2 separate regions of the Homo sapiens genome follow, and region 1 is linked to region 2. Evidence: chromatin loops called from intact Hi-C (ENCODE). Cell type or tissue: gastrocnemius medialis. All regions are shown on one strand. Each heading gives the region's core, and the rest is flanking DNA. Links, peaks and the distances in the headings are about the cores only. Region 1 overlaps KCNQ5 (potassium voltage-gated channel subfamily Q member 5). Region 2 overlaps KCNQ5 (potassium voltage-gated channel subfamily Q member 5).

The links. A loop is a pair of places that touch in the nucleus more often than their neighbours do. Peaks named below come from ENCODE experiments on the same cell type or tissue, not always from the same donor. Only the 100,000 strongest peaks of a DNase experiment are listed, where the experiment ranks them.
Region 1: a loop joins it to region 2, with 6 times the contacts of the local background. A loop is called at or near these places in 3 of 110 quality-filtered maps.

What each region holds. Positions count from the first base shown.
Region 1 is chr6:72,739,232-72,754,725 of GRCh38, reverse strand. All of the region lies in intron 1 of KCNQ5 (potassium voltage-gated channel subfamily Q member 5), which reads right to left. Among named protein-coding and RNA genes, the nearest start is that of KCNQ5-IT1, 120 kb to the right of the region's middle. In gastrocnemius medialis, for the core only: no CTCF peak of the experiment used is centred there; a DNase peak (open chromatin) is centred at 8,265; H3K4me3 peaks cover 547 bases; H3K27ac peaks cover 3,135 bases.
Region 2 is chr6:72,858,365-72,873,858 of GRCh38, reverse strand. All of the region lies in intron 1 of KCNQ5 (potassium voltage-gated channel subfamily Q member 5), which reads right to left. Among named protein-coding and RNA genes, the nearest start is that of MIR4282, 100 kb to the left of the region's middle. In gastrocnemius medialis, for the core only: no CTCF peak of the experiment used is centred there; DNase peaks (open chromatin) are centred at 8,238 and 11,838; H3K27ac peaks cover 4,056 bases.

The DNA of each region.
Region 1 (15,494 bases), core at 7,097-15,096, 120 kb after region 2:
GTCATATTCTGGGTCATAAAATAATAAATCTGAACAAATTTAAAATTTTTGAGATCCCATACAGCAACATTTCTTGAACTTGCACTATCAACATTGGGGCCTGATAATTCTTTGTTGTGTGGTGCTTTCCTATGCAATTTAGGATATTTGGCAGCATCCTTGGTCCCTGTCTGCTAGATGCCCGTAGAAAATCCTCTCTCTTCCCTCAAATGTGGCAACTAAATATTTCTCCAGACACTTCCCAATGTCGTTTGGGGAGCAAAACTGTCCCTAGTTGAGAAGCGCTGATATAAAATATGCTCTCAAACCACAACAAAACTTTAGTAAATCAAATCTAATGAAACACAAAAAAGATGATACATCATGACCAAGTGAGCTTATCCCAGAAATGCAAGTTTGGGTCAATATTCAGCATATTAACAACAACTATTACACAAATAAAAATCAACATGTCAATAGATATAAAAATAGCATTTGACAAAATTTAGCATCCATTAATGATAAAAACCCTCAGCAAACTTGGAATAGAAAGGAACTTCCTCAACCTGAAAAAAGGCACCTTAAGTTAACCTATAAGTAACATCACACTTAATGGTGAAAGAATGAGTGTTTTTACCTAAGACCAGGAATATGGCAAGAATGCTCTCATTATTCCTATTTAACATCATAATGAAGGTTCTAACCAACATAATAAAGTACAAAAAAGAAATCAAAATTATACATATTAGAAAGGAATAAATAAGACTGTCTTTTATTTGGAGACCACATGATTGTCTATGTAGAAAATCTCAAAGAATCTACACAAGTTTAAAAAGTACTACATACTAACAAAATTAAAAGGCAAGTCATAGACTTAGAGAAAATATATGTAAAACACCCATCTCATTAAATATAACTTCCATCCTGAATTCATAAAGAGCTCTTACAATTCAATAATGAAAAGCAAACAACCCATTTTTCTTTTAGAATTGGTCAAAATATTTTAAAAGGTGCATCACTTGAGCTATGAGTGGCAAACATCATGTGAAAAGATGTTCACCATCATTATTACAAAAATGCAAATTAGATTAAAACTATAAGATACTATTAGATGCCAAGTAGAATGGCTAAAATTTATAAACAATCACCAGCAAGTGTTGGTTTAGATGTTGAACTGAAACTCACGCATTACTGAAGAGAATGTAAAATGGTACAGCAACTTTGGAAAACATTTGGCATTTTCTTATAAAGTTGAATATACACTTACTATACAATCAAGGACTCCTTCTCCTATATATTTATCCAAGTAAAGTCCCTACACAAAGACCTATCTGAGACTGTTTATAGAAATTTCATTCATAATCACCAAACCAAATATCCAACAATTAATGAAAGAATAAACAAATTATCCTTTTATGGTATACCTGTAAAATGGGATCCAACTCAAAAATATAAGAAATAAGGGAATGATACACATAACAAAATGGATTCATCTTAAAAGCATTATGCCAAGTGAAAAAAAGCCAATCATAAAAAGCTACATACTGTATGATTCCTGTTATGTGACATTCTGGAAAAGGCCAAACTATAGAGCCAGAAATCAGATCAGTGACTGTCAGAAACTAGTACCAAGGGAAGAGAAATGGAGAAATTTTGGGGGTTATGGAAGCATTCTATAGCTTCATCATGGTGTTTGTTACATGAATGCACAGGTCTTCTTAGCAAGTAAAAACTTGCCTTACATTTTAATTATTAATTCATTAATAATATTCAAACATTGACAATGGGTATACAATATTTCCTGTCTCTTGGAAGTATTCTTTTAGAGTCTATCTAGAAGAACCTCGATCAATTCATTCTTCACTTCCTGTCCTTTGTTACTGTACATATCCACTATGCCCTGTTTCTAATAAAACCAAACATTTAATTTTATAGTATTAATACTTGTAGAAAATCAGAAACACAATATGATAGGTTATTAGGACAGAAATACAGCTTCAAAATAACTTAGTCTAGTCCCCTATTTTACATGGATTGGCTGTTCTCGTTTGTTAGCCTAAACTGTACACACTTTGGAATTTAGGCAATTCAGGAGACTGTGAAGATCCAAATTGTTTAATGGACTGTGGTTGTGAACATGTATGAATACAACTTGGAGACTCACAGAAATAATTGAAGATGATTGATTGCTCATATCAATGGGTGGGGCAGAGCCAGAGTGAAACTATGTTCTTTAGGACCCTGCTTTTCATTCCAAGCTTGTTTACCTTGAGATATAGTTGTTACCTAAAGAAAGCAGAAATCTGTACCTAGGCTGTTTTCTTTGCCTAAACTTCTCTCATTTCCATTAACTCATTAATTTCTACTTACCTTCAGGTATTAGCTTAAATGTCTGAGGTTGTTTTTCCTGCTTTGGAGATTAACTTCCTCCTCTTATACAACATCAACTCATCTGTACTTTATCTCCTTGCACATAGCATGACTTTAGTGAAGAAATTAGTTTGTAACTAACGTTTTGCACCTGTCTCCCAACTCAAATATAAGCTCCATATGAAAAAGGACAACGTCTTTCATGCTGTCCGCCCTTACACCCAGCACCTGATTTGGGGTCTCCTTCAAGACAGATGCTCAACAAATGTTTGACTTTTCACTGGGGGATTGCTGGGTCATGCTATGGAGATAGCTTACCCCCAACGTGAAGCAATGTATGGTAGTATAGCAAAAACCAAATCCAAACCCCAAACAAACAAAAGGCAAAAGATGTACATTTGAATCCTATCACCACCATTTACTTGCTAACTACTTGGTGAAATTTATATAAATATCTTGAGCATCACTTTCCTATCTTTAAAAATCACTTACTTACAGATGATTTGGGAAAATCTATATAAATATTTTCTGACCATCATTTATCATTAAAGTGATTCGAGTAATAATGAATGAATAAAGGTAGGTAATGCGCCTTACAGTATGCTCAGAACACAGTAGGTGGTCAAAATTATAGAATTGATACATTGCTTTTTGTACTAAATAAGAGTGATGCCTATATTAATCCTAATTATGCTGCTTTTTAATAATTTATTTTCATAAAAAAAGTCAATGGTAAAATGCACATTTCTGATTCCAGAATCAATTATTAAGATGAGCTATATTAAAGTGATGATATTTGACTGCTGTTGACTTTTGAAAATGGCAGTTTCAAGTGGTTCAAAGTATTTGATGATTTTTGTATTGTAAATGTGTATATTTACTTTACATTTCTCCTTTTTAATAATGAACATGAGTTTTACCTAATGACAAAAAATTATGTTTTTTTCTTGGTCCCTCGTGATCTAAAGACTCATCTCAGTGCTGTAGTACATCATTTAAGCTTTCTCAAATCTGGCTTCGACTTATGTTTTCATCTCTTATTTTCTTATATTTTTTTTTTTTCATTTTGAGTCCAAATCACACAGATGATTCATTACCTAAATTCATCCTGTACTTTCTTGAGTCCATGCCTTGGCTCACACTGTACCCTTTTCCTGAAATTGCCTTTCAGTATTTCAATAAAAAAATTGCCTATCCCCTAAAATCCAATTCAAATGCTACTTCTTACTCTCCTATGTGTCTCCCTCCCTACCAGCACTCTGGATAACCCTTCTTGTATTAAACCTAGTTTTGGATAGATTTTTCTCTTTAGCCAAATCATAGGCTTCTTAATGGTAGGAACCATATCTTAGCCATTTTTTTTTCATCCCAGTACCAGCTCTATCTGAGCAAACATCCAAAATAATAGATTTGGTCAACTGGCATATTCAGAAGATGTATCTTTTTTAATGACATAAATTGATGAAACTCATTAAGTATGTCAAAGGAATGGAAGTGGAAGGCTTGAGCAATAAAAATCCTTTTTAAGGTCACTATCATCTGGTATAAAAATTTATTTTGAACAAATTACACCCTGTTAGTACCATTGTAGCTTTGCTTATGAGGTACAAAATCAGTATGCATGACACATGAATTCAACATTTTTATTATATATCTATTTAATTATTCAAAGCATTTTTAACTTCAAATTAAGATATTTTAATGTATCAAATAGAACCATATTTGATCATATAGAATGACTTAAATTTTGAAATGTTAGTATTGTCACCTTTTTAATCAAGTGAACTTAAAAAGCATCATACAGTGGCCATGTGAAAAATCAACTGTCTTTTTAAAAGATCATTAATTTTCTACAGCTCAGTCTATAACCGACATCTAGCAACAGCTAGTTTTATTGTTTATAAAATTAATAAATCCAAAAGTACCTTGATAATTTATTAAGGGTTATCTTACCCAAGTAAACTTTAAGTAGTCCTGCATTTCCAAACCTATTAAAACAGGGTATTTCCTTTTCTGAAAACCAAATCTGAAAATGATACTGAAATTGATTTCTAGTAAATTTTACTTCTAAATAATTAACACTTAATTCTATCAGATTGTGCAGATTATTCATTCCTAGGCATTCTTTCACTCTGGATAGAGTTAGTACATTTGAACACACAAAGTACTCTTTTAGGAAATGCACTTGGGAGTTCCTTTCCAAGGTTTGCCAAAGACTCACATTGTGGCCAGATTATTTGCTTCTTTGTCTCATAAGTCTCCCCATTTACATAAAAAAATTACATTTTGCCATGTGTTATTTGGATAGCATTTTGATAACAAGATATACAGACCACGGTTTTATGAAATTTGAATTCCCTGTTACTTGCATTCCAATTAAAAATTATAAACAATGAAGTAATTACAGGTTTTAAAAAAGGTTTTTGCTTTTTCTTTTTGACATTGTTGTCATTGTAATTATAGCTTAACTCAAGACTGGTTTGTACTTCCTTGACAGGCCATGTTAATTTAAATGTTTGTTTTTAATTAGATAATGCTTCTGAAGAAATAAATGAAAAAGGTCCTATGAAAAGAAAAACCAAATGCCTCAGTGGCAGGTCAATAACAACCCTAAGTTGATTACATAAATGGAAATAAAAATATATTTTTTTAAATGTTGTCAGTGACTATTTAAGGTATGATTATTCCCTATGTGGGCTATTTGTGCCTTGTATTTTTCCATCCACCTACCTATGATTGGACTATTTCCCTGTCCCTTTTCTGTAGAGTGGAAGGCAGAGCATGGCAGGAGAGATAAAATGTAATGAAGTTCAAATCCTTCCCTTTGGCTACTTGTGAGCAGTTGGAGGAAGTAGTTCACAGTAACATTTAACAGCAGGTATTACCTGAATTAAAGTCTGAGAAATTTTTTTTTAATTTTTCCACATTATTCCAATAAACAGAGGTAGCTGAAAATTAAGTGACTAACCAATGACATCAAAAGCATATTTCTGACTGGTAATAATTCCTATCCTCAACCAACAAAATAGGCAGTAAGTAAAGATACCTCATAACCAGGTGGCTTTAAAATATAAACCAAAAATCACTCTAACTAGCTGGATAAATTGGTATTCTATTTGAACTTTTAACAGAATCTCAATCTAAATATCAGAGCAAGGATTCACCTTTAGCAAGGATTCAACTTTAAATGAAAATGTTTTGGGGTGTTGAGAATTCAAACTTCTCAGAATTGTAAGGTTCTATCATGGCAATGAGTGGTGAAAAGAAGTATGAGGAGGAAGAAAATAAATATGTAATTTAGAGTTTGTTCAGAATCCAAGAGTTAACTCCCCTCATTCAAGAAAGTTGAGTCATGGGCAAACCACAGGTGGTCAGGGAGTGGGTGAACCATGGCACATCTGTTTCTCATAAAACCAGACTGTGCCATTCTAGAGCCTTTACTTTTTCTGAATGAAACACATTCATGTGTGAACGTGTCAGAGCCAGTGCAGGAAAAACATTTGTTTTCTCTGGCACACTATGCACTTATGATTTGCCTAAATGCAATACTTGGGCTTTCTTGTTCTCCCAAAACATTTCCCACTTACATTCACTGAGTTTGCCTGGTACAGCACCAACAGGGGCAGGTTTGTCTCAGATACCATGCTGTCTATGATGAAAATCTGTTTAAATTCTCTTTAGGAACAACTGCCTGATTTAGTGAGATTTTTCACTCAAAGTAGTTATTAAACGCATTTTTCTTAGCATGGGCCTCATATCCCTTAATGAAGGTAGAAACAAAGCAAGAAACTCCTTAAATTATGGAAGAACAAGGTGTAGGAATTTACAGTCTTTTCTCAGTTATTATGGGTGAATTGAAAGTCATCTGTGGTTCTCAAATTTTGCTGTATATTCAAATCACTTGAGAATTTTGTTAACATGCAGATTCTGATTCATTAAGTCTGGGGTGGGACTCAAGATTCTCATTCATAACAGGCTGTGAAGTAATGCACCAATAGGCGGTTGTTTTATGGAATACTTTTTGAGTAAAAAGAACCCAGGGCACAGTTCTGTGACAGAAAGGCTACATACAACCAACAAGTTGATACTGAAGTCACTTTTGAGTTTAACCTTAGCTTGATTCCATCTCTTTCTCTAGTTTTTGTATTTGCATTTAAGAACAGGTTGGAATTAAAAAAACAAACAAACAAACAAACAACTATCACACATCAACTGTATAAAAGATCACAGACAGCAACTACTCTCCCAATCTCAACATCATTCCTCTTCCCTTTCCCCTTTCTGGTTGGTCTTACACAACCAAACCACACTTTATTCTTAACAAGCCATCTTACACTTTTCGGAGATGTATAGATTATACAACGAAAAAGACTGAAGATTTTCTGACGTAGGATTTTTCTAAGGAAATGATGTGAAATGAAAGTCCCACTGAACTACAGTTTGGGAGAGCTGAGTGTTTTCTTGCTTCATCTCTCACTACTTAAGGGAAAGCCTTTTCTTTATTTATAAACCTAGTAGGATCTTGCTTTACCAATTTAACAACCCTGTTGAAGGTGTTCAATGAGTTCTTACAGAGGACAGCATTTTGAGTACATTTTTTAAGCATTATAAAAATACAGTATAAGAATTATTTTAAGATATGATATGGACAATGGCAATTCATATGCTATGTAACTAACTAGACTGAATATCATTGAGGACAGGAATGTATGCTATGCTTCTATTTTTACAACCCTGTTTTTTCAGTCATTTATCCCCATGTTAGGTATAGTATTATAAAAAATATCAGATGATTAATGAATTGTCTGACTGAGAAAGAAAGAAAATTGTAGTATATAATGCTGACATTTGAACCTGCCTTTTAATTTGCCATCATGAAACAGAAGGTACTAAAACTAGCAGAGAAATTTTTATCCGATTTTGTGTCATGGGCCACTTTGGCAGTCCCATGAAGCCCGAGGAACTATTTTCAACAGAATTGTTTTAAAATGCATAAAATAAAAATATTCCAAGGAAAAATGAGTATATAGAAATAGTTATCAAAATATTAAAAGAATTCTTTATTAATGCATTAAATAAGGTATCACAGCAGGTCTAAGTAGCTAACATAATTCTGAAGAAGTGCTAAGTATAAATTATATTTGAGATATATTCAATACCTGTGATATAATTTAAAATTAATCTAGGATTTCTATTGATGCCATAACCCCTGAGGTTTGTGGCTTACATTAATAATTGAAGGAGATATCAAATATCAGTTAGAGTTAGGAAAAACAAATACATTTTTTTTCCTATCCAAATTCTGGACCTTAGGTTATCATCAACCCCTGAACTAGAACATAAATATAAGGATTATAATCCTTAAAATAACTCAAAATCCATATCTTGTATCATTCTAGGCAAGACTTAGAGTGTAACACATAATCTTTTGTTATTATAATTAAGAGTTTGCAGTTCTGCTAGATAGAATCAAAGAGCGTCATTATTTTCCGCAACTACTACATTAGTATCTATAATGTATGGTATACATTAGTTTAACACAAGAATGTAGCATAACATAAAAGGATGTTGTTAATGTTAATGTTCTTGATGTATTATCTGGTAGTGTTTGGTCTCAATTTATTATCCTCAATGAAATTTTCTAACTTTTTTCCTTATTCCTGTACTCAAAATTACATTAATGGTACTTTGAAAGAAAAGATGTTGCTATGAGATTTTGCTTAGAGTCAAAATAAAGCATTCAGCTAAATATATCCAATGTAGTTGTTGAAGCAAGAGGAAGAAAACAATTCTAAGTATCTTCTTTAGAAGTGATGCAAACCTTGTTTTGTTTCACTGTTGCTTCAGGTTTAGTTCAATGACTACTCCCATTAGTACCTGTCAGCAAATCCCTGACTCACCCTTGATCACTAGCCTGTCTACCCTGGTACATCTGAACTGCCTCCCAGTGCTTTCTGAAAGAAAGTAAAAGTTTAACAAGTTGCACGGAGAAAATCATGAGAAAGAGAAGACTGGGTATCAAGAAACCAGGTCTTGGGGCAGGTCAACAATAATGCAGACTTTTAAATAAGGTGGCAATCGGTAGCAAGGGGAATAATCTTGATGAAATTAGTAACTGGCATAAATTTCTGGGCTGGGAGGGGAAGTATCCCACAGAATAGAATGCTAAAAAATTACAAAAAAGTTTCAATAATGCCATTGTTGTGAGTTGATTTGTGTCTCCTATAAAGAAATGTTGAAGTCCTAAACTCTGGTATTTGTGAATGTGACCCTTTTTTTTTTTTTTTTTTTTTTTTTTTTTTTTTTTTTTTTGCAAATAGAGTCTTTGCGGATATAATTAAGATGTGATCACACTGGATTACAGTGGACCCTAATTTCAACCACTGATGTCCTTATAAGGAGAGAGAAATTTGGAGTTAGAGATACAGGGGAGACAGAGGGCAAAAAGCCATGTGATGACAGAGGCAGAGACCGGAGTGAGGCGGCTACACGCCAACACAGGTCAAGGATTGCTAGGAACCACTAGATGTTAGGAAGAGGCAAGGAAGGCTTCTTCCCTGGAGCCTTCAGAAAGAATATGACCTTCAGACACACCTTGACTTCAAACTTCTGGCATCAAGTACTGTGAGAGAGTACATTTCTGTTCTTTTGAACCACTCAGCTTGTGGTAATTTGATACGGCATCCAAAGGAAACAAATACGACCATCTCCTTTTAAGAAGGGTTAGAAGGGTTAGAAATTCACTATGACTAGCATCAGGGCAACAATCTTAATTCTTGTCTCAAAAAGCTGCTTTAATTTCAAACAAAAATATAAACTGAGTTTGAGGAAAGTATGGCTGCATTATTATTCCCATAAATGTAGGCTGAAGTTTAGGAAAAAGAATGAAAAGTTGCAAGTACTCTGATTCTAGCCTTGATTGCTGCCGTTACTGACAATCCTGAATGATTGGATGTGGCTCCTAGAAATTGCAAGGAGTGTGAAAGTTACATGTGTGCTCACTTAATTTAAACATTTAATCTTTTATTGATCTGATATTAAAGAGCTAAACCTGGCGAACCCAATTCAATCAATTAATAAATAGAGGTGGTAAAAGAAGTACGAAGGAGCCAATAATTTCCTAATTGATCTTTTCAGTTTTAAGGAGCAATTACATACATGGAAAAGAACACAATTTCCAAAATTCCTTTCATGGCTGGATTTTTAAATGGCAAAGCAATAAGACAAAGTGCAAGAAAAACAGAGACACAGAAGAGCTGAGTCATTAGATTAAAAGGTCCTGATATTTTAGGAAAAATAACATAAATGTAGTCATTAATAGCCTTGAAATAGTGTATTCCAGTAATAGCCTAGAAATCAGAATTTCTGTGTTGAATTATACTTCTCTGTATTATAGATCATCCTTCCCTGTCCATAAATCCATATCCATTCCAGGCTTCAATATCCAGTCCTTAACTCATGTTTCCCAAAAAACCTTCCCCATTCTAACTATAGGATTTCTCAGCAAATCTGTTGTACCTCTGTTGCCTTTCTTACCATTTTTTCTTTTTCTTTTTCTTTTTTTTTTTAGACGGAGTCTCGCTCTGTCACCAGTCTGGAGTGCAGTGGAACGATCTTGGCTCACTGCAACCTCTGCCTCCCGGGTTCAAGTGATTCTCCTGCCTCAGCCTCCCAAGCAGCTGGGACTACAGGCTCCCACCACCACACCCAGTTAATTTTTGTATTTTTAGTAGAGACAAGGTTTCACCATGTCGGCCAGGCTGGTCTCGAACTCCTGACCTCAGGTGATCCGCCCACCTTGGCCTCCCAAAGTACTGGGATTACAGGCATGAGCCACCGTGCCTGGCCCTCTTACCACTTTTTCTATTTCACTTTTGTATAGCTGTCTATTCCTACTGATAGAAACATCATAGTACATATATTGTGAAAAAAGTATTCTGATGTTTATTTATTTCAGATCAGAACATCTCCCCTTCTCAATAGATGAGAAGTAGATGGCAGTACACATCTATAATTCATAGTAGAAAGTTACATAACAGTCCTCCTTACCATTGCAAGGCAAAAATAATTTCTCCACTAAATTCACCACAGGATAAATAGATTGCAGTTTTAAATTTAAATACCTGTGATAGTCATTAGATCTCATCGTAGATATGCCTGTTCCCCTCTCCCTCTAGGCTCACGATAGAAATGCACTTCCCCACCTACTCTGAGCTTACCTGTGTGGCCATGTGACTTACTTTGGCCAACAGAGTGTGAGCAGAGGTATCATTTCTGGAAGAATGTTTTAAGTGCCAGTGCATGATTTACCAGTATCTTTTCCCTGACCTGGTGATTATGAAAACACATGCTAACATGGGGTTTCCGTTAGGCTGGGTCTCAAAGGGATCATAAGCTGAGCTCCTGTAGACATGAAGCATGAGGGAGAAATGAACTTCTGCCTATGGGCTAAGATTATATTCACTGAGAGTTGGGGCTTTGTTTTTCTTATGTTACTGCAGCAAAACCTACTCAGTCTACCATGAAAGATACAATAAAAAAATTCATGTCACATCTAATACTTTATTTTCACCTCAGTTAATACTACTCCAAAAAACAGGCAAGGTACAGATTAGAGTCCGCAGTTCGTCAAAGAGAAAGCTGAGACTCAGTGTCAGCAGACCTGGTAAGAATACAAACCAGAGGTTGAATCCAGTTCCAGCATTCTTTCCTTATAAGTTGTTTGTAATAGATACAAAGTGAATATAAGCATGGACCTAATAGTAAGGAGAGGATTTAGATTTTAAAAGGGTTTACTGCAGCATAATCTTGGTATGGTCACTACTAGGGACATTAATAAATTGGATTTGAAAAATTGTCATTACATTCTGTTGTCATCCATTATATTGTATAATATAAAATAAAAATAAAATGGGTTTGTGTTTACTACAAATTCATTTTGAAATTTAAATTACGAAGTTGCTTGGTAATGTTAGCTTAAATCTATTAAAATTCTATTAAAATCATTAAATTGTTTTGATGACTAAAATGAAAAATATTTAAAATACATAATGTATATTATAAAATATTTCATTAATTATATTTAATAATATTTTGATTCAGCACCAGTGAAGAAAAACTAAAGCCTATTTATTAATGCTGTTATTTATATAGTTAAAACTTCTACTTCTGTTCCATAGTTTGACCTTTAAATCTTCTAAGTATTTAATGGCTGCTGCTACATTACCTGAAGTCAAGAGTGCATTTTAGCTCAAAATACACCTAAAATGGTTAAAATGATCAAAGGTTTTTGAAGAATTTTTTGCAGAAGCTAGACTGACTAGCCTTTCACATGGACAATTTTAAACTAAAAACAATATTCACCCCTAAAAAGAGAGTTTTGTATTCCAGTTTTTATTATCTGTAATATTTTCAAAGAAGCAAGAATATTTCCGGTTTCTTTTAGTTACAGTATAAGGAACATGAAAATAAGCGGAAGCCCACACTCCTTCAGTCTGAAAGATATTGAATAGGCTTGGGGCAAATCAGACAGCTGCATTCTATTGGGTACATTATGTTCATTTCTGCATTTGGAGTTGACTCTCAGGGAAAATTTCAACTCAAGGGCATGGCCTAAAGGAATATCACTGCTGCTTGTTTCTGAACGACCCTGCAGTATCCAAACTCATCTTACCTGTCCATTAAAAATAGCAGGGTTTTTAATAAATATATCATTGAGGTCAGGTGCAACCGTTATTGCATTTTATATAAAGAGTATTAATAGATATTAGTAACAAATGCATGTCACTGCCACATCATGAAAACAGTTAACCAGATATCAGTCCATGAACTACCTGGAAATTTTGAACAGACCATGCTTAGAGAACTGTGGTTATTTATATCAGATGCTGAGAAGAAAACTGATCTCCTGGAGGACAGCTGATATAAATAGCAGTAGAAAGAGGAGCAGGGAAAGGAACAATTGTATATGTGAGCAGATCAAGTAGAACTTTTGCAACCCTTATGAACTTTGAAAACTATTTCCAAGATTGCATTACAAAAGCATCTATTACACAAGGAAAGTTTCACTGCATTAAGTTTAAGAGAAATACAAATTATGTGGCGATCCTTGAATTGCATGGCATTAAAAATTCAAATGACCTATTTACAATAAAGAATACTGAAGCTATCTTCTAACCAGGGCTCCACTGTGAGTCCACTCCTAGAGAGATTCTTAACCCTTCCCCCGACCACAAGTCACTCTAGAATACTTGATAACTAAGTATAGAATTCATCCCCAAGCGAATAAACCTTCAGTTGCTTCCAGTATTACTGTATGAAGGCAGTTGACAGCCAGTGGGAGATATAGGCTCAATGGCAGAGCATGAAGCGGATAGGTTGTTGGTAGTAGCATGACCAAGTTACTTAACCATCTGGTATTAAGTGACCCCTAAAACTTAAAACAGAAGATTATGTCCTTCAGACTTAGGGGACAATGGAGTTAGGTTTGTCTGCTTTTCTAGCAACTGCCAGGTTTCCTGTTCTTTTATAACATATTCTTAAGAAAAGACAGAAACTACCACCAGGAAGCATATTTGTTTGCCTGGGTTTTGTTTTTTTCTCATAGATCTGTAAGTGATCCTGAATCGTTCTTTTCTTAATTCATACATCAGCTAATGGGGTAAGCTATGTTTCCTCTCATTTTGTGGCTTTATAGTATATCAAGGCCACAATAACATCATCTAAGGTATGTCTTTCCTATTCTAATGCTCCAAAGTTTTGTTACTTAAAATGAAGATTATGGACCAGAAGCACCTGAATAACTTGGAAACTTGTTTGAAATGCAAATTTTTCTTTTCACCTCCTCCAACTCTCTAACCTACTACATCAGACCCTGCATCTTAGTAAGAGTCCCAGGTGATTCATATGCTCATGTAAGTTTGAGAAACACTGCCCTACGAGACATTGGGACCCCTACTCTCCCAGGTGAGAGAAAGTCTCTTCACCTTTGGGACTCTCTTACAGGCTGGCTCCCAAAGGTGACAGAAAGTCATGGGGTGCCATCTCTGCAAGTAAACCACAAAATCTTCCTGGCTATTCATTATTATTAGAAAAGCCACAGAAAAGGAAACATTGTATTCACTGATGTGACACTTTGACACCTTAACCATGGAGCTTCTTTTCAGAACATTTTCACTGGGCAATCTGACATTCAAGCTCATGCCAATCAAAGTTCAACTCGTTGCCTATTCAGCTTTTCTAAACATCCCAACTCCTGTATTTCGCCCTCAGGAAAAGGGCAAGACATCATTGACTTCACCTGAATTCTCATCTGCACTCTCTTCCCTAATTTATAGGTGACCAATGTCATCCTGACACTTTTAAGTTTTTCACCAGGAAAGAGCCCTCTAATGGTGTTACTTTGGCACCAAGGGTCATTACACTGCAAACACAGTGAACAACTCAGAACAATTCCTAGGTCTCCCTCCCAAAAGATGCTCAATCAGCATCAATAAAGTCGTAATTAGAGGGCAGGTAAAGGAGACTGGAGAAGGAGACAAGGGCTAACAGGACTTAAGGGCTTAGCAGCTGAAATCCTTAGGGATCTACCTATAGGGTTCAGGGCACAAAATGGCACCAGCAGCTTGCTGACACTTTCAGCACACAATCCAACTTCCTAGAATCTTTTCATCCATCTGCATAACTCTGCTTGGAGAAGTCTTCATTCACCCTATGATACCCTTGTCAGAATTTCATCTCCCTTATGGGCTGGGTGAATACAACTATATTGCTCAACTATATCCATTGCCTGTGATCTCTCCCCAGATCCTCCACAAACCCTGCCATAAAATTGCTATTTGGACTTAATCTTTCTTTGAGAATCTCATTTTAGCTTTCAATTTGGATAACCTCTGCAGACTGCTTCAGTCTCCAAATGTAACAGGTACTCATGGCAAATGTAACATCTGCAGAGAATTTTAGTTACTCACTAGCAGGGATGTTTCTCTCAAGACAAACTGAACCGGACAGCCACTCTGAGTTTCCGTTCTCTTCTCAAAATGACTCAGACTTGGTCTCCCTTCACATCATTCCCCCAGTTTGCTTTGCTAGTAGATCATATGTTCCCTGAGAACAGGTCCTCTGATTTGTCTCTTACTTCCAATGCTTTAAACTGGCAAATAAGAAGTACTTAGTAAATATTTTTGAACTGAAGATAGTTGAAAAAATGACAGTAGCTCTCTGCAATGTCACTATCCAGGGAAGACACTGAAACTTATTGAGAAGCCTAGGGGATTACTGTAATAAACACTTGGAAAAACAATTTCTCTGGTACCTCAGTTTGTTAGTGGCCAACACCTTGATTTCAACCAAGTGAGACCCTGAGCAGATAATCCAAGTAAGTCTTGCCTACAGTCCTGACCTCGAGAATCTGTGAGATAATAAATTTATGTGCCTCTGAGGCAGCAAGTTTATGGTATCTTGTTACCCAGAGATAGATAATTAATATAATAGCCTAAACTTACAGTGCTATAAATATTCTTAAAACACAATAATTAATTTTATTTTCTCATTTTATATATTTATAGTGCATGAAGCAGACTCTGAAAGACTTCAGGTCCTGGGACTATCGAATAGTCAGTAGAGCTGCTGTGGGAATTAACAGTTCCTCAGTCCTAAATCCTCAGCTGACTGAACAGACCGTCTGTAGGTCCACTGCCTTCTCTGATACAGAAACAGATTATTTAGGTGACTGTGATTTTCTTTAAATGTTGTATTTGTAAAAAGTGGTTTCTGTATTATCATTTCTAAGAAAGAATAGGTTTTAAAATGAAATTTAGTGAGGCGGCAAAGGCTCAGAGTTTCTGTTATGAAATGAAAAGGAAGTTCAGAAGCAATAGAGATGAAGCAGAGTAAAACCAAAATAAGCAGTTGGTGGAAAGGTCATTGATAGAACAGGATGTGGTAAAATTTAAGATTTTTTTCCATGTCTTCTGTGTTGGCCCCCATAGCATACCCCAGATAGTTGCTTCAGTCCTTTGGACATAGCATATCGTTAGACTTTCAGCAGAGCTACTCCATGGAATTACGTAGCTGATTTCTATAATTCCCCCACAATTATATCCTTTTTGCAATTCTCATATTAATTCATAATTCCTTTCTTTTAT
Region 2 (15,494 bases), core at 5,098-13,097:
TATATGCACATAAGAGAAGAATTTTAAAATATAAGCATATATATTAAATTATTATCTTAGAATGTTTCTGGTCTGAGAAACTAGCTCATCTCATTTGTCTGGGAAACAAGAAAACAGTTTTTTCTAGATTATTTTTAATGTACGAAAAACACTACTCCTATTGAGATGCTCTGGAAATGTAATTAAATACTAAGATTGCCACTAACATGATTAAGGAGAAAGTACAGTTAGGCTCTTCTAAGCCAGTTAAAGCCATTGTGCCAGTTGCCTTACTCAGTAATAAATCACATCTGATATCTGGAAGCAGAAATATCATGTAAGCATTTCTGTTCTTTTCCTGTCCATAAAAGGTTGGAGGATTGTATTAGAGAAAGATTTTTGATGGGGTCAAATAAAATCTCACCCAGATTGTACAAGTACCTGCAGAACTGCTTTACTTACTGGGATTTGAGGTTGTTTTACAAAATTGATAGTATACTTCAGGAAGGGCACACCATATTGGCGACAGATGTAACACAGAACCTTAAACTATAATAATGGTTTTTAAATTACCCAAGGTGAAGAGCATGTCTCATTCCAATAAGTAAATACAAATAAAAACATTAAACTCAAATATCATATTCAATTGGTACATTTTATTTTAGCTTCAGCAATATTAATAACAGAGAGAAGAGGTGATTAGAAAAATTATCTGAATATAAAGTATTTATAGAGAATGAAAACAAAATCTCATTGATTGAAAAGAAAATGCAAGATATATTAATCCTAGGAAGGCTTAGATTTAAAAGAAAGGAGATTCTCTAAGTGTATAAAATGCTTTAGTGGGCCGCTACAAAAATGTGAGCACTCTCATTTCTGGACACTTTTAGAGCAGAAAAATCATGCATAGCTTTCTGATTTTTAGTAGAAGAGCTATCTGGAAAGTTCACAGGGATTGTTTAGGTTCTCCAATATCTGTATGAATGAATTCTCTATAAAAATAATTTAATGTAAAATACGGACATCAATTTCAAGGTTTTTTGGTTGACAGTATTCATAATTTGAATACTCTCCAGAGATGGGAGAGTATTGAACAATACTCTTCATTGAATAATGAAGTTGCTTTGAATGTAGATCCCCCTATTTTTGTACAATTCGCGAAATGAAAATTTTTCCTCGTTGTAAATCAGCAAAGTGTAGGCCTGTGCTGGATGGTCTGGGTTCAAATCCTGGCTCTAAGAATTACCAGTTGTGTGACCTTGGCTGAATTACTTAAGCACATTAGGGTATAAAATAGGAATAACGATACCTGCCTAACAGAGCTTTTGAGAGGTTTAAATGAAATAATCCATGTAAAGATCTTGAAACAATTTCTGGCATTTAGAAATTATTCAGCAAGTACCAGCCATGATTGCTATTTCAGAGCAGTAGGTCCTAACATTTTGTTTTTTGCTGAGACTCACAAGACAAACCACGTCCTCATGTGCAACACACCCTTGTTGGTCCATTTTCTACAGAGTAGACCTCCTTATGCTCTTATGACAAATATACTGGAAGGCAAATTAGCAAAAGTGACATTATAACAGAGATCACTATGATTGATTTAACTTAAAATTAGAATTTAAAAATGTCAGCAGGTTAATAACAACACATATTACATTAGGTCATGACTCAGACACATGCTAAAAGCACTTCTTTAGGAAGTAAAGGGAAGGGAGAGAGGTACATGTGAACATGTTTGGATAAAGCTATTACATAAAATCATTTTCTCTTCCATCTATTCATCCATCTGTCCATTTCAAAGACTGAAGAAACTCTGTCAAGAAACATGCATAATTTCCTGGACACCTAGGTTTGTTTATTTGTTTTGCTGCTCTTTCTTTCTTTGTTTTTGTTTCTTGTTCTTTAGGGAAGCCTCCTATCCTGGAAGAGGGAGGAAAGAGCAAAATTTTCTCCATTTCTCCCAGTTAGAACATTTATCTTTTCAACGATCTGTCTGAGGAAAAAATATGAGGTTACAGATGAATGCCTGCTCAATCTCAGATTTTGATAGATGGAGAGATGTATCCTTGGACTAATACTCAGAGGGGTGGGAGAAGGTGGGAGAGGTAACTTTATGTACAGAGTCAGAGTACATTACAAGGAACCTGGGGCAGTTTCTTTGATTTTAGTCTGGCTTTTATTATTCTGTAATTAGTGGATCAACATGTTGGCTTTTAGTTTACATTTAGGTTAAATATTGTTCTTTTTGGATTAATATGACAAGTATAATTTAGAATATTTTGGTTTAAGTTTGCTTGTTACAACTACAAGCGAGTTATTATACTCAAAGTAAAATAAATCTCTAACTTTAGTGAGTAGCTATTTCTTTAGTGATTGATTCCAAAGCACGTTTGTTTATTTAACAGATTAAATGATGAAAGAGTTGGCAGCCATATCATCACAGCATTTACTACATTAATATGTAAATGCATTACAAAGAGTAGAAAATAACAAGAGAAGGGAAAAACTAGCAATCTACTTCATTTGTTTCCCAGAATTTCCTACTAGGTTTTGCAGAATCAAAATCAGAATATGTCACATGGTGAACCAAAAAATTAAAAGTCAAACCATAACAGTGATATATATTTAAATGATCTCTTCTTCCAAACTAAAAAAAATAATTTAATGAAGAAGACCTCTTTTGGTTCAGTCTTCTATAAAATGAGGATGCTTGTTCTTTTCTCAAAAGCTCGTGGTGATAATATTGAGGCAGTGGGCAGAGTACGCAGGACTGGGGCATAGAGGATGCTCAACAGGGACTATTACTGTATGAAAAGCATCAGTCACTCCAATCCTGGACCTATGTGTGTGTATTCTCAGGGTATCTACCTGGAAGCTAAAAAACCTATTCTTTTCAAGATTTTAGTCCCAAATGGTTAAAACATGAAAGGAAAAATTTAACACAAGAAAACTGAAGCAGCAGAGAAATAACCATCATCCTCTTCTAGTGAATATTTGACTTTTAAAAGCCTATGTACCACATATATAGTATAAATTATAGTTATCATGATGACATACATAAGAAATCTGCATTACTGGATTATTAGTACACTGTATAATTAAAATTTCTACCTGGTTACATGTTAGGTATAGGGGCATTCAAATAAATAATATAGGCATTCAAATAAGTAATTTTTTAGAACAATCAGATTATAATAAAACAGTTTAAAAAATGAGTGGCTTTAAGTATTTGGATGCTATTTAATAAAGATGCCGAATTTATTGTATTTTTTTTAGCCAAGATTATAGGGCACATCAGTATGGAAGAGACATAAAATATGCCACCCGGCTGGGTGCAGTGGCTCACACTTGTAATTCCAGCACTTTCAGAGGCTGAGGCAGGCCGATCATTTGATCCCAGGAGTCCGAGAGCAGCCTGGACAACATGGCGAAACCCCATGTCTACAAAAAAATACAAAAATTAGCCTCAGCTACTCAAGAGGCTGAGGTGGGAAGATCATCTGAGCCTGGGAGGTTGAGGCTGCAGTGAGCTGCAGATCATGCCACTGCACTCCAGCCTAGGTGACAGAGAGAGAGCTTGTCTCCAAAACAAAACAAAACAAAACAAAAAACCCAAAAGACAAAAGACAAATACATCACCCAAGGAGCCAAGGAGCCAAGGAGCAGGGTTATTTATCCTGATGTCATTGCAGTCATGACAAAAATCCAGGTATCTGATTATACAATGTAATAATTATACCATGATTCTAAATTTTAACATTTTTAAATAATAGTCAAACAGAATAATAATCAAAACACCAGCACTTCAGAAATAGCTGTACTTTACAGTATGAGCATGTGCAGGTGAAATTTTGACAGGGCCATTTTAGTGGTGTGGACTTTTCAATGCAGCAATTTTGGCAAGGGAATATTTTGATATGCCTTAAAGAGCAAACCATTATATTTTTAACTTCTTTAAATACCAAGTTCTTTGCACAAAAATTATCCAAATTCTCTTTGACCCTCATCGCACCCTGGCTTTGTGGGCTGCCCTGAAGTTGTGGTGCACCCCATGTCCAGCTTTGACCCGACACTGGGCCTCGCTCCCCCTGTGGGGAATATCCTGAAGGAAGGCATAGGAGTGAAAACATCCCTTAGGCACATTACTCGAAAACACCACCCCCATTTTTTTTTGTCATTAAAAAGTACTTCTTTAACAAAGCAAAAGTTTCATCCTTTTCAATGTAAAAACATTTTTACATCTTGACGTGACTGAATATCAAAAAGGCTGTGTCAAAATGTTCTGTCTTTACAAAGGCGATGCTTGTCAAAGATGAGCGAGGAAGCCTACAGGGGAAAAGACACTCATGTATTTAACCAAAGTAAATGAGAAAATGGAAAAACTAAAGTTCAAAAAAGTCCATCTATTACTACAGAATCAGAATATGTAAGGGTTAGAACATACCTAAAGGACCATTTTGTCTAAATGCTAACCTAATATTTTCATTTTCCAAATCGCCTGGTTTCCTGCTCTCAAGTAAGTCAATGACCCTCGCCTGTAGTGTCCATCGGCCCCAAGCTCAGATCCCCACATGTCCGGGATAGAAGGAATTCCGGTTTGACAACTGGGGAGACAGCCTCATCACAAATCCTGCACTATAGGTAAGCACTAATTCTTATTGGGTGTTTTTCTCTTATCAGAGACTAAGTCTTGACCAGAAAGTGGCTCTTGACATTGTTTCTTTCTTTTTAATTTTTAAAAATTATTATGGGCACATATAATATGTGTATATATTTGTGGGGTACAGGTGATGTTTTGATACAGGCATACAATGTGTAATAATCAAATCAGGGTAATTGGGTATCCATTATCTCAAGCATTTATCATTTCTTTGTGTTAGGAACATTACAGTCCCACTCTTTTATAATAGTTATCTTTAAGTTTACAGTAAATTATTGTTCTGTTGTGCTGTGAAATACTAGACCTTATTCATTCTATCTCTATATTTTTGTACCCATTAACCATCCCCACTTTATCCCCAGTCCCTCAACCTTGTTTCTTGTACTTGAATCCCTATTTTCATTACCTTCCTTAGGAAGTGGGGGCTGCCTCACCTTCCGCAGATCTCCTCAGAACACCATCTCGTTATGGGAGCTCAGCTACCATGTAGACTGCCATCCATTTAGCTCTGTTCATAGAGCTTACTGGTTGCTCTCTTTCCCATGATTGTGCTCTACCTGACTGTCACCTTTGCCTGGTTCTTGATGCCAGCTGCAACTGCAGAGTCACCGGTTGCCAATCATAACACTCACTGAATGCAATATGGCAGTCTCCTGAATTCATTTCCTTCCATTGCAGCTAGGTCCACTCTTTGAACAACCACTGCCAGTGCCAGAATTGAGGCTCAGGTCTGGGCCACTCCCAGACTCCCTCTGGTTAATAGGCCTGTGTGTATCATGATTAGAATGAAATTTCTATTAAGTCGTCATCCAATTTCTTGGGGCTTAGAGACCCAAAAGGCCACTAGTTTTTGAGGAAGCTGATTTTATCTCATGAAAAGAAATGACTAATTAGAAATGTTTTAATTCTGTGAACATGAAATCAGAGTCTACATAACACACACAGTGCTTTTGGGCACATTACAAAAAGGCATCTCTTCTAAACAGATCAATTTTTTTAAAAGAAACTCTGCATACCACAGCCTAATCCAAGCCACAGTGCTTGGCCATAGGAGCATGGCAAAATTTCAGCCCACATTTACCTCCTTGTCTGGAAGTCCTGGTGGAGGACTCCCATGAAGTTACATGCAGTCCATGTAACTCTATGTGACTGACGGATTGGCCCTGGTCTGTTCCTTGGAATCTCAAATAACAGGTCTAAATTGCTTTTCCACCACAAGACTCTCCAATTATTATTATTATTATTAGTAGTAGTAGTAGTAGTAGTATTAGTATTATTAGTATTATTTTTAGAGTCTCACTCTTGCCCAGCCTGGAGTGCAGTGGCTGATCATACCTCTCTGAAGTCTTGTGTGTTGAGGCTCAAGCAATCCTCCTGCCTCGACCTTCCCAGTAGCTAGGACCACAGGCATGTCCCACTGTACTTGGTTAATTTTTTTTTTTTAAGAGAAGGGGTTTTGCCATGTTGCTCAGGCTGGTCTTTAACTCCTGTCCTCAAGTGACCCTCCCACCTCAGCCTCCCAAAGTGTTGGGATTACAGGCATGAGCCACCATACTCAGCCAGAATCTCCAGTTATTTGGAAACAGCTGCTCTATTACCTCTGCAATTTCTTTTCTTTGGGTTAAACATCTTGAGTTCCTTCAACTATACCTCTTTGTGAAGTTTTAAAAATCCCTTCTCCTTCTTGTTGGCTCTGTTTGGAATATGCTTCCATTTATCTGTATTTTTCTTCAAGTATGCCCTAAACACACACAGCACTAATGCAGGTTGGTTTCACCAATGTGGATTTATAATTCTCCTTGTTCTACAACATTCTGTGTTTCTTTTAAGGCACCTTAAGACCAAAGAAAGTTGTTAACAGGCTGGCAAGAGAGACTCTGAGCTTCAGGTATCAAGTATTCTAACTTAAATAATTCTCAAATTAAACAAAACCAAAGTATTTTCTTACAATTACTTTTTTAAAGAGGAGTATAAAGAAAACTGTGAGAAACTCTGAGAAAGCAAAAGCTAAGCAAATTTTTTGTGATATATTTAGTTAGATTACAATTCAGTAACTTATTTCCTTCCATAGAGCAAATGCTGATTCCCATACATAATTTCAAACTATCTTCCTTCAATTCTATGTATACACATATACTTATCACTGAACTATTAAACTAATAGGTGAGCCTCTCAAATATCCAATATATGCCTATATCAGTTGTGGCAGTGACAGAGCTTAATCAATTAAATTCATAAGGGCTTGACAGAAAAAAAAATTAAATACATTTTGCCAGCAAATAATTTGAGCTCATGCAGATAAAGGGGAGGTGGTTAAAATTAAGAAGTTCATGTAGTTTTCCAAATTAAAGGAGATATTCTAATTACATCTTTAATGGTGTTGAGAATGTTAATGACGGAGGTTATGAGGTTCAAGGTCCTTAGGCAATATGGTTAGATTAGGTCACAGTCTAAATTCTGAAACTGTTTTCATGCTTTTAAATTAACTAATTGTTGATGTGGATGTATAGCAGGGACTGAAATGAACTAAAGGGTTTGACTTAAGTGTGGTTTGGAGACAGATCTATGTGTCTAACTATAAACGCACAACTGTATCATCTCTTTTAGCTTGTTTGGATAAGCCTAAGATTCTTATAAAGGAGGATAAAGATGGAGATGGCTGGGCCAGATGCAGTCGCTCATGTCTGTAATCACAGTACTTTGGGAGGTGGAGGTGAGTGGATTGCTTGAGTTTAGGAGTTTGAGACCAGCCTGGGCAACATTGTGAAACCCCCATCTCTACTAAATACAAAAAATTAGCCAGGCATGGTGGTGTGCATCTGTAGTCCCAACTACTTAGGAAGCTGAGGTCAGAGGATCACCTGAGCCTGGGAGGTTGAGGCTGCAGTGGGCCGAGATCACACCGCTGCACTTCAGCCTGGGCAACCAGAGTGAGACCGTTTCAAAAAAAAAAAAAAAAAAAAAGGGAGATGGCGGAGGAAACTAGAATAAGCATGATGGGGAAATTCTGAGGGGACATAATAAAGTTGCAAACATGAAGACTCCAGAATCAGACAAACATGATTTCAACCTTGCCTCTGCTATTTTATATTATGTGACCTCTGGGCAAGTTATCTATTTTACTTTTACTTAAGTCTTAGTATTCCTGTTTAAAAAATGGGTTTAATAACAGCTATTTTGAAAGTACTGTGGGGTTAATTGAGATTACATAATGTAAAGCTCTCAAGATATAGTATATGTTCAATAAAATGTTTGTCTGTCTACCAGGCAAGTTGACACAGGCAGTATGGTTCCAGGAAGTGCTTATAAGGTTTAGATCTTTAATGGAGAATCCTTCTCTGCAGAAAAGCGCTGCTCCACAATAAAGATTCTGAGGACTTAAAAGCACTCTATAATCAGAGACTTAAATGGCTGCTACACACTGATAAAATGACTTGGATTCCTCCTGGATGAGGGGTACACATGAGTAGAAGACATTATTAGTAATCTTCAGTTGTCAGTTGTAAAGTATGCAGTCAGGAACTAAGCAAATGATATGCCCTAATTTCAACACACTGTTGGCTTTGGAATTAGGGCCAAGTTTTCGTGACATGTCTCCAGCTGGCGTCTCAGTGGTGCTGGTTTTCTGGATGGCAAAACATCCTGTTCAGGATCCCTTATGATCAAAAGAGCTCATCCTAGGGATTAGCCTGTCAAAGAGATAATGCACTGAATCTTACAGAGAGAAGAATGGTGACAGGACCATTATATGACCTGAGATAGGTTCGATATTCTGTAGTGAATCCACTAATTCTGCTTAGTTCCTTTAATTATGCTGGATAAAGGAGATTATATCTATGAGGTACTTGGTTTATGAATTTTCTGTATTTTGGCCCAGACTGCCTTTCAATATACATTTTCATGAGGACTTTTAGATATATCCACACTTGAATGAAATAGAGTCTATACGCAGAACATCAACAAGGAGAGTGATAATGCAAGAGTGTGGAAAGAACTTGAGATGCAGACCTGGAGGATTTTGGATTGAGGTCCTGATTTCCACATACAATTTCTAAGTATCATGGTAAAGTCACTTCACTCCTTTAGACTTCAAGTTCCTCATTTTCCAAGTGAGGATTATGATATCTAACTCCAAAGATGCAGTAAGGATTAAATGAAGAAATGTAACTGATGTAATGTAGGCCTTACAGGTAGAAGGTTCTCAACAAGTGTTTCCTGGATGAAAGACATGAACTATATTTAAAGCAATGTACAAATATTGACTCAGATGTGAAGAGCTCTGTAATTCTTACAATGCTAGTTTTCCCATATCCTTGAAATACATGTCAGTTTTTCTGACTGAAAGTAGCAAATGTTTAAACAAAAACAATCAAAACTAAAATTTTATTATTCAAAATTCACAAAAGTAAACAAATGAGAAAGAAGTCTAGTTAAACTTTCAAATTATGTGGAGTTTTTTTTTTAAGTTTGTAGCACTTATATTTCTAAATTAGTCAAGCCTAAAATTGTGCTAAGACTTTTAGGACCCTGTGTGTGTGTGTATGAAATTAAATTATGTAGTGATGTTATTATTGAGAGAAACTAGCATCTCCAAATAATTCTGCATGGCTTCATAAAATCAAATTCACTCAAGCTTTGGCTACTGCTAACATTTTAATATTTAATAAAAATATCAGAGTGTTTTGCCAATAACCAGGCTAATTCCACAGTGGGGGAAAATGAGATAAAGAAAAAACAAGTGGCTTAACTAAGGCCATGTACTGACCCAGATTTTCTCAGTGAACAAACATTGCTTCTGGGCAAAGAGTTTGCCGTTTTGGAACTGGCATTAAGTTAGGAAGGCTGCTAGGACAGTACTTAGTAATTTAGTTTTTGTAAACTCCTTGGCTTTGTGTCTTGAGTAGTACTAATGGCCCATTATTACTTTAATGATAATAAAAAGAAAAGTGGAAGGGTAGAGAGTCAGGTAGCATTGGAGGTAGTGTTCATGGGATATAGGCATGGCTGGCATGCATGCTGCATTTCAGGTAGGTGTAGAGTACAAGGGAAAGGGCATAGGAATAAAAAGCATAAGTAAAAGTAAAGCATATAAAAAATTGATACCTTAAGATACAAGAATTTATGACATGGGCAGCAGGGTACAGACTCAGACAGTTTCAATATTTGGTTATTGAGCTACTTGCCGCGGGGAGGCTGCAATCCCTCTGCAATGCCAATAAGAAGGGGATGTATATGGACTGAGGTACAAACTGCCTCTGCCATGGAGCCATTATTCCCCTGGTAGGGGAAAGGGGTGGTCAAAAGAAAATTCATACTTTTATTGTTTACTTCCAGTACACAAGACTTACAATTATTTGTGTAACATAAATTTAAATAATTGATGTTTTCAGCTGTAATTTTTGGATTACATTTCAAACAGTTCAAAATACATTTATTTTTTCTGATAAATAAAACACCCTTACACAACTTTTAAAAAAATTCTAAAAAATATCTGCTACAGAAATACCTATATCTGAAGGAAATTAATGCCTTACTTTATTGTCCAGGTAGAAACTGACCAATCTTGTTTGGGTCTACCTACTCCCCATTACCTATCATGAGCTATTTTTAAAAACTAGTTTTTATTATGTTTCAGAATGATTAGCTGACTTTCTTTGCAGTTTAGGGAAATTTTCCTTTCCCTAAGCCCTTTAGAGTCCTTTCAATAAAATGCACTGTGTGTAATGGCAAAAAATATTTCATGCAATCTTATGCAAAAACAGGAATCTGAAAATGGAAATCTTAGGAATGAGTTATTAAGAAAAGACATTTGGATCAAAGAAAAACGTATTTCTAAAGTGAGTGTGATTTATGGTGTTAGGATGGGACATCTTGCCTTCTGAGAAACAGACTTGCTTGACCCAGTTTGTGTTCAGCTATCTGGTAACTTGTTAAAAAGGATTAACATGTAAGGGTCTGGAAAAACTCTAGTCTCTAAGTGGCTATTTAGTATGGGCAGGAAAAGGCTGTTTTTTTCCTAGAAGCCTGGGGCCATACTTTTCCTATGTTCCCATCTAACACATTTAAGGCACACCTGTTGCTGAGAAATGCATCCTCTACACTTTACAGGGTACGTTTATACACACAGTAGCAACTGAGTCATTTAGTCTGCCATAAGCTGCTTCCAGTTTTTAGCCTATTTTCTCTGGAAAATAATACAATTTCTCTTTTTTGGCAACATTCCTATGAATAACAGTGCAAGGAGAAAAACAAACAATTATAAATTTTTAGATATTTAAAAGACATTGGTGGCCCGGTGCAGTGGTTTGTACCTATAATTCCTGCACTTTGGGATGATGAGGCAGAAGGATTGCTTGAGTCCAGGAGTTCAAGATGAATCTGGGCAACACAGTGAGACTTCATCTGTACAAAAAATTAAAAACTTAGCCAGGCATGGTGCTGAGTGCCTGTAGTCCCAGTTATTCGGGAGGGTGAGGTGGGAGGATTGCTTGAGCTCAGGAGGTTGAGGCTGCAATGAGCCAATATTGCACCACTGGACTCCAGCCTAGGTGACAGAGCGAGACCCTGTCTCAAAAATAAATAAATAAATAAAAAAGTAGGAAGACATTGGCTAGGTTTTTTCCCCTAGCCTAATGGACTCACTGGACAAAACTTGATTATAAGGGTGGTAGAATACTAGAATGAGCTTATGACATATTCTGTTAATTAGAAAAAATCTTTTGAAAGCAACTTACTGAGGGATTTAAAAAGTACTAAAAAAAGAGACAGCAGGAAAGCAGTGGCTTTGGAACACTACGGGAATCATAATGAGGAAGCAAGTTATTTGCTAGTGCCCCTCCCTCTTCAGCTCTTAGTGTATCTTTGGCAGATTGAAAACACTTAGTCAACTTCCTTTTTAAATACAGTAGACATGACATTTATGGCCTCCTCACTTACTCCTCCTTAGAGAATTTCCCCTCTCACTTTCCAAGAAGCAGTTCTATGGGCCCATGACAGGACCCTCCCCAGTTAGCCCAGCTACAGCTGACTGGATCCAGGTGACAACCAGCTTGTGCTAGACAGACAGGTCCCTCTCCAAGGAATTTGGAATTGGGGCAGAAGGACAGGAGTCAGTTAACTTGCCTGTGGGAGTTTGGTTTGAAAGTTCACATAGAGTCTGAGCCAGACTTAGCACCACTGCCAGCCAGAACCACATGTACTAAAGATTTAGTAGGGCCGGGAAGTCATGAGTAGGCTGAGAAAACTGGCAGAGGGCAGGAAAAAGGAGCAGACACAGTGAGAAGGGTAGAAAGAAAAAGCTAGAGACCTCAGGAGAGATGACTTACTCTAGTTGGTTTAAAGGAGTTTTTATACTTGACAGCTGGGGGTGGATCCAGGTTTTTTTTTTTTATTATACTTTAAGTTTTAGGGTACATGTGCACATTGTGCAGGTTAGTTACATATGTATCCAGGTTTTATGGGGCCCGAAACATATATCATTTTGGGAGCCTTCTCCAGAAGAAGAATTCAAAATTACAACAGACAATTTGGTACAGGGTCCCATGAAGCTCAAGTGAGAGGCCCTAAAGCTTAAGCTCCATTAATTTCCTTTTCTCTCTGTTTACAATCAAGTCATTTCTGAGGAAGATATCCAGACACACACTAAGGAGAATCTTTTGCAGAAGGTCAGGAGGAATCTGAACTGAATTTCCAAGGAAACTTTTTTCTGGAGACCTTTACTTAGGGACATTCTGGTGAATTCTTTCTTTGGCCATTTCATCTCTGGAAGCCTATGTGCTCCCGGGATTCTGAGGGTCACACTCACAACTCATTCTCTAATTCCATACACACCACACTGGTCTTTCTTCTACATATTTCAATTTTGTTACTGTCCCCTAGGAATTTGTTTGTGTTTAAATAATCCTTTAAAGGAATCTCTGAGGTTTATTTTCTGTATTTGGAATTTTGCTGCTTGGTCTGCATAGTTACAACCACCTGTTTTCTTCTTGAGTCATTATTAACAAAAAAGAAAATTCATGAGGCACATGCTGTTTCCCTGTTTGGCTGGACTTCTTCATTCTCATCACGTCCTTGAAGGGTTTCAAATTGCCTGGTGGCCACTCTTCTAATCCTATCAGTCTGGGAATATTTTAGAGGACTGGATAGCAATACTTACATTGCTATCTTAAAAAATATGAGCTCTCAACCCTAATATCCACAGAACACTTCAGATAAAGCTTCTAATATTGTATATATAATTACTAATGTCTATGAAATGGACAAAACATAACAATCAAAGGGAAAACTACTCAGAGTAGAGTCTGACTTCTTTTCCTTTCCCTTCCTCTATTCCCCTAAAACATACACACACACACACACACATACACACACACACACACATGCCTTAAAAGGACAGTGATGAGCCAGGAATACATTAAGACCAAGAATAAACAGAAATAAAGATCATAGGAGTTATATTCATACCTCAAAGTGTATGAAATACAGTAATGCTTTGGAAGGGGAAAGTATCTCTGGAACAGATTTTTACAAGGAAAATAGATACTATTGATTAAAGTTCTTGTAGTAGAAAATGAATACATTGATTCTCTAAAAGTCACTGACCTTGATAATTAAAAAAAGAAGAAAAATAATATACACTGTGCTGACTAATTTTTTGGTATGTTACTAAGTGTTTTCCACGAATTGTCTCACAGAATCCTCAGAACATTTCTATATCATTACTCCCATTATTTTACAGATGAGGAAACTGAAGCCTAGGAAAGATTAAGTAAGCCAAAGCCACACACTTAATAAAGGGTGAAGTCACGACTCCAATTCCTGTATTCTAGGGCTTTAAAATCTTTCCGCCACCAAGAAAGACTGAGCATGTTGAAAAGGTCCTGTTGAAATAACCGAATTGGAATAGAGTTTAAGTAGTTCAGAGGGTTAGGTATTTTTTACGGTCTGCTACCTTGCAGGTGAGACTTCAAAAGAAGACAAAATTAATTTAGAGTAGAAATGGAAATAGGGCTGGAGAAGTGTCATCGTGCTTGTGACACTTAGCATCAGGAGCCTCACATCATTTGTATTTTTATTCATACCATTTGTATTTGTTTCATTGGACCTGTCTCTCATCTCTTCACTGGGCCTTGGCTTTTCAGGAGAGGGCATTGTCTTCCCTTTGGGGTCCTGCCTAGTATCTTACATAAAGAAGAGATCAATAATCACTTTTTGAGGATGGAGACAACAAAAGGGGAAAAAGCTTTTTTTTTTTTGGTGAATAGGATTACATAATAATAAAGAAATGACAAAAGAAGAGGACAACCAGGTATTTAAAAATCAGGAACAGGTCAGGCACAGTGGCTCACACCTGTAATCCTAGCATTTTGGAAGGCCAAGGCAGGCAGATCACTTGAGCCCAGGAGTTAGAGACCAGCCTGAGAAACAGGGCAAAACCCTGTCTCTACTAAAAATACACACATGAAAAAATTATCCCGGAGTGGTGGTGCATGCCTGTAGTCCCAGCTATCTGGGAGGCTGAAATGGAAGGATCACCTGAGCCTGGGGAGGTCGAGGCTGCCATGAGCTGTGATTGCTCCACTGCACTTCAGCCTGGGCGACAGACAGAGTGAGACCCTGGCTCCAAAAGAAAAAAAAAGTCTGGAATAAGTGAGGGAAGCAGGCACAAGACACAAGAAAAAATACAGAGTTAAATTTGAGAAAAATAGAGAAATGGCATTTTAGGAGAAGCAAAGATAAAATCATATATTGGAAAAAGTGATGTATGATATAGGCAAATTGAAAAAAATACGAAAAATATGGGGAAAACAAGGGTACATTATTTGTCAACTATTTCTGCACATTGGAAGATGATTCATTAAATAACTTTTGCCACCCATGCTTAAAAAAATATAATTTCTATCAATAGATGTGTTCAATGCCATTGACTGGAATTTTTTCTCAAGGCATTATGGAATAGGCATATGTAGTTAAAAGGAAAAGTTTATTATTATAGAACTCTATTATAATAAAACTTCAAATATTATAATACAACTCTATTATAATAAAACTGTCTGTGTCATATCAGAGAGCCTTGGAGTTTTTGAAAGAGGAAGTTATATGCTCTTTGAGTATATAAAGCCTTTACATTTATATGGCATAAACAGGTCTAATCTGAATAAGGATGAAAACTAGAGAATATTCTTAAAAAACTTTTTATTTTGAAATATGTATAGACTCGTAAAAATTGCAAAACTAGCATCGAAAGCTTCTGTGTAGATTTCATCCAGCTTCTGCCATGGCAACATCTTACATAACTATAACACTTCATCAAAACCAAGAAACCAGCATTGACACAATGAAATTAACTAAACTATAGATATTAATTAAATTTCACCAGTTTTTATGCTCTTTTGAATGTGTGTGCATAATTTTATGAAATTTTATTACATGCATAGATTTATAACCACCACCACAATCAAGATACAGAACTGGAGAACATCTTGGAATGGAAGCGTTAGACAACAGAGAATGCTATATATAAGAAAGTTATTCTTAGAAAGACAAATAAACGGGATATAAAACCAGAATGTTTAAAATAAAATAATGGAAAAATTAAATATAAAGAAAAAATGTACTAAACTGAAAATATAAATATGAGGGTTGGAGAGCAACAATGTTAAAAAAAATCACATTTCGAAGGTTACTATTTTCAGAAAAATGTTTTCCAATATTTATATTGGAAAAATATAAATATATATAAATATGTATACATGTTCCACAATAGGAAAATGGTCTAATCCTCCAAAAATTTATATGTGTCAGCAAAACAGTCTCTTTTCTTGGAAAAAAGAGTATGAAGTGACAGAAACAC